Regions from separate parts of the Homo sapiens genome. Here region 2 is linked to region 1. Evidence: chromatin loops called from intact Hi-C (ENCODE). Cell type or tissue: dorsolateral prefrontal cortex. All regions are shown on one strand.

Region 1 (2,500 bases):
AGAGCCCTTTCTTTTGGTGTTTTGTAACAATATAAAAAACGATCTGGCTTTTCAAAATATACTCCTTTTCCTTTCTATATGCAAATGATATGAAACACTGGCAAGTTGTCCTTAAAAGTCAGCCCACCTTCATGGCCCAGATAAAGTGGGCAATAATTCCTCTCTAGGTCCTCCGCACATTAGGTGCCAGTCTCTCAAGTCTCTTCCTAGACAATTTCTAGCAGCCAGGAAACATAATTTTTGACCTTGAAGACTTTAGCATTCCAAATCTAAGAATACAATCAGGTGTGTTTTCTTTTGGCAAACTGTGAGCTTACACACACCCCCAGAGTGGCATTTGAATGCTGTGCACAGTCTTGACTGTGTTCGAGGTTAGAGAACTAAAGACAAGATTCTTTCTCTCTTGTAATGAAGAAACAAAAACCACATAGCCTATATTCCACAAAAGAATACCAGCATAATATATCCTTTTTTAAAGATGTAATTCATTAGATGTGTGTAGAGAATAAAAGTGTAAATATAGGCTGGGAACGGTGGCTCACGTCTATAATCCCAGCATTTTGGGAGGCCGAGACAGGTGGATCACCTGAGGTCAGGAATTCGAGACCAGCCTGGGCAACATGGTGAAACCCCCGTCTCTACTAAAAATACAAAAAAAATCATCCGGGCGTGGTGGCACGCGCCTGTAATCCCAGCTACTCGGGAGGCTGAGGCAGGAAGATCGCTTGAACCGGGGAGGAAGAGGTTGCAGTGAGCCGAGATCGCGCCATTGTACTCCAGCCTGGTCAACAAGAGCGAAACTCCGTTTCAAAAAAAAAAAAAAAAAGTGTAAATATAGTACTAGCTTCATTGATATGTCTTGCTGCTTCTGGGACTTTAGAGAAGCGTATAAGAAGAAAGTGTGTGTGCCTTTACGTAAGGGAGCATATGAGAGAGAGAGAGAGAGTGTGTGTGTGTGTGTGTGTGTGTGTGTGTGTGTGTGTGTGTGTCAGAGAGAATGTTCATGGCAGGAGGAGGGGCGGTGAATATATGAAGGGAAGTTGGGAAAACCCTTCCCTTTTTGTGCACTCCCAGGGCAGCAGCCGCAACCCCAGAATGAGGAGAGGACTTAAGAGCAGGCACAAGGTTCGCTGCCATGACTGATGTGAAGCGACCTGACGCACAAGCGGAGACTTTTCTCCTTGGCAGCCAACAACCTGCAGCAGGCAAGGCGGGCGGGGGAGGAAACCCCGAGGAGGCGCTCCCGGCCGCCTCTTTGCTGAGATAGCAGGAGCAGCAGCCTGAGGAGCCACGAGCTCAGCGTCACTGAGCTAGTGCGGGTGCAGGGGCGCTCAGGCAGGCGCACAGGCCGGGAGCCGCTTCTGCCGCTCAGGCGGCCGCGCTGCAGAAAGCCGCGCCGCGCTGCCCGAGCGCCCGGGGCTGGCCCGCGAGCGGGAGGAGCCGGCAGCCGCGCTCCGCCCCGCGCTGAGATTCGTGCCACCTGCCTCGAACACCACGGAGGCGAGAGGAACCCAGAGAGCTCGGCCTCTCGTCCCGTTCTCGAAAAGCAGCCTATCGTGACGGAGCCGGGAGAAGGCTAGCGTTTCAATCCTGTGCAGGACTGGGATTTTTCTTCTCATAATTTGGGGGAGCCGGAGTAGAGGTCAGAGGGACAGGCGAGGATCTCAAAAAGAGACCGAGGGTTGTGAACATGGTTACCCCCTCCTATCATTGGAAAATCTCCTTGACATTTTTCACACTTTGAAGCAGCTGCAGCTGGTGTCGTCGGAAAAGGGGGTGGGAAAAAAGAGAGGGGGCGGGGAGAGCGGTGAGACACAGCCAAGAGCCATGAGCGGCGCCTCCTCGCCTGCCAATCCTGGCACCTGTGCGCCGAGCCACTGCACCGAGGAGGACCCTACTCCGGGTGAACACCGGGCTTGAAGCCACGGACACCCAGCCCCAGTGCAGCGGGTTCTCGCCGGCGGGACCTGCAGCCGCCCACTCGGGCCACCGCCACCGCCTCCTGCAGTTGCGGAGCGCTCAGCCCCTCCGAGACGCCCGCTGCGCCCTGGCCCCTGGGGATCCTCGCCCTGCACAGGCGCGGCAACGGGCAGGGGTTGTTACGGAGTTGGGTGCAGGATTCGCCTTTCCTGCTTGTCTCTTCTCCGCCCAGGATTTATTGTCTGTGGAGCCTTCTGGGGGCGGGGAGGGAGCTGCGCCTCCGCCACCGCCGCCGCCGCCGCCGCTGCTGCTGCGGTCGCTAGCGCGGCGCGCTGGGCAGGCTGAGGCTGGGGAGTGGACGCGCTCCTGCCTCCCCCGCCGGCGCTTCGGGCTTCCCCTCAGCCGCTTCCCGCGGGAACCTCTCCAGCCGTCCACCTGAAGGGCACTGGCATCATGGTCTAACGTGGCACCTTCCTGGATTCCCCTCTATCTCCTGTTCTTCCTACCTTCTACTCCTTCCCTCCTCTTCTCCTCCGAAGACCCTGGCGCCCACTCCACTGCGGACCCCTGAACACTTAAG
Region 2 (2,500 bases), 70 kb after region 1:
AAATATTAAATTGAAAAAGTTTGTTTAGGACATATTCATTGAATGATTGAATAAATGAATGAATACCAAACCTACTTCCTGGTTTCAAAGAATCTACCATGCATCAATTCAATAGTACCTAGGATAAGTGTAGAGTTTTATATTTCTTGAAAAAAGAATGGCCAGATTTGTGTTTTCAGGTCATGCAACCACATATGTGATTCTATTCAGTTCCGTTCAATTCTAAATCTATTGAGAAATTTTTATGTTACTTGTATATGACAGTTTCATCTGTTAGGCATTTTTCTTAGGCAAAATGAGAATTCAAAGTCCAGCTGCATTTTAGAATATATTCTCCTCACCAATAAATTCAAAAAATGAGTTCTACTATCACTACAAATCCAGAGGATTTTACATCCAGGCACAGACACACACACACACACACACAGAGACAGATACATTTTGTAGTTAGCAAGTAGGAGGATTAAAGGCTATGGTTATCTAAACACCTTCTGTAATCTTGTAATCATTTTTTTTCTTATTATGGCTGTTCAGAAGTTCCAGCAAAATGTTAAATACAAATGGTGATAATGGATTCATTTATTTTGTTTTTGGCTATAAAGGGAATGTTTCTTATGTTCACCATTAACCATGATATTTGTTTCTTTAACCTTTCTCAGGTCAAAGAAATTTCGGTATTCCTCATTTGTTGACAAATAAAGACCTCAGAGTTGAAATTCACCTAAAATATTTCTGCACATGTTGAAGTGGTTGTATTATTTTTATCCTTTAATATATTCATTGGAGGAATTACAATGGACAGTCTAGTGTTAAACCAACCATGCAGTCTGGAATACTTGGAAACTTATATTGATCATAAAAGATATAAATATTTATATCTGACTGGATTTAATTTGCTAATATTTTATTCATGATGTTTCAACTTTGTTTATGAATGAAATTAGACTCTAATTTTCTTCTCTCATATTGCCCTTGTTGTGTTCTTTGGTATAAAAGTTACAGTGACTTCGTATTAGTTGGGAAACTCTCTCTTCACTTCCTTCGCCTTCACCCTTCTCTCTTTCTCTCTCTCTCTCTCTTCCCCTCCCCCGCTCCCCCGCACACAGAGTTTATATAAGGTGGGTTAACTAAACACCTAGATTCAGTGCGGGGATTTAGGGTGGCATTTGTTTCATTTTGAGGAGGTAGGTTTTAAACTACTGAATAAATGTCTTTAATAGCTCTAAATAAATTTAGGTGGTTTTCTAATTCTTCTTTGAGTTTGTTTCACGTCAATGTCTCACACTGTTTTTATATTTTCCATAAAAAGTATTATTGTCTTTACATATTCATATTAAAAATAATTTTGTCCTAAGTCTTGGGGTTAATTCTACATAAATATTTGAGCATTGCAGAGTTGGAAAAAAGAGTAGCAATACAAGACTGCTAGTTAGAAGACCTGATCTCTTATCACATCCCACAACCCACTTATCACAACTAAACATGGAGGCTTTGGCAAGATATTTAATCTTACCAGTTCTATTTCTACCTAAAATTTTGGAAAATTGACTGGATTTTTGGGGAATTAAATGAGGTAATTTATTTAAAAGTCAAATAGTATTCCTCAGGGTTATGAAATACACGTTAATCTTCTTTTCCTTTCTTTTCTTTCATGACTATTTGTAAGCATCTATTCTGTTAAATAGCTTTACCTTATGTAATCCATCTCCCTGTAACTAATATATTTTACTTAATTACACAGAATCATTTTAATATGTCAACTGTTGATTTTCTAAAGGACAAAGAATGTTTTTTAAAGATAAGCAGAGACTTGATGAAGCAAAGCTGAATTTCTTAAGCCTAGTGCAGTAAAAGAAAATGCCACCTTGAGATAATCTTAGTATTAGTCCAGAATAGAAAGGTGACACATTTTTAGGGTTTAAGAGCCTCGCCTGAGATTTTAAGGCCAGTTTTGCAAAGAGAGAGAAAGGGTGGGATTGGAGGGCACAATGAAGTGAGTCTTGATGAGCAATATGTTAGTGTCAAGAAAAGAAATTTTGGGTTAGTTTACAGAATTATCTTTCAGAAGCAAATATTTCTTAGAGAATAGCCAAGTTTATTTTGTTTGTTCTCAATTTTAATATAAAGATGGGAAAGTATGCACTGTCTCAATGTTGCTTAATTTAAATACAAGAAAGTAATCCAGCTCTCAGTAGCGTTTAACACTATGTCAAAAATTATATTCATTTTAGTACTAAATATTAATCATTCATTTGGTCATTTCTAACCCTGTGCCTGAATACAGACTATTATTGTCTGGGAATAATTAATTCAGATCTGTACTTCTGTTTGATACGTCATGATCAAGTGTAGAATTTCTGATGGTAGTCATTCCAGTTTCTGAAAGTGGCATATATTCTTGTTCTTTTCATTAGAAAATCATTTGTTGCATTTTTAATGAGACAGAACAGTGACTGTGGAGCAGCACTTAAAACTGGAGATCACAATTTGATTCCTATAA

The links. A loop is a pair of places that touch in the nucleus more often than their neighbours do. Peaks named below come from ENCODE experiments on the same cell type or tissue, not always from the same donor. Only the 100,000 strongest peaks of a DNase experiment are listed, where the experiment ranks them.
Region 2: it touches region 1 in a loop (5-fold over the local background); 4 of 110 quality-filtered maps call a loop at or near these places.

Annotation. Positions count from the first base shown.
Region 1 is chr1:69,566,074-69,568,573 of GRCh38, forward strand. It overlaps LRRC7 (leucine rich repeat containing 7), which reads left to right and starts at 1,849. Exons shown (of 27, transcript NM_001370785.2): 1 at 1,849-2,500. RefSeq lists a silencer at 1,273-1,502. In dorsolateral prefrontal cortex, a CTCF peak has its summit at 1,237; DNase peaks (open chromatin) are centred at 1,258 and 2,038; H3K4me3 peaks cover 2,169 bases; H3K27ac peaks cover 2,500 bases.
Region 2 is chr1:69,636,019-69,638,518 of GRCh38, forward strand. The region is part of intron 1 of LRRC7 (leucine rich repeat containing 7); the gene reads left to right. Among named protein-coding and RNA genes, the nearest start is that of LRRC7, 69 kb to the left of the region's middle. In dorsolateral prefrontal cortex, no CTCF peak of the experiment used is centred here; no DNase peak of the experiment used is centred here; H3K4me3 peaks cover 466 bases; H3K27ac peaks cover 689 bases.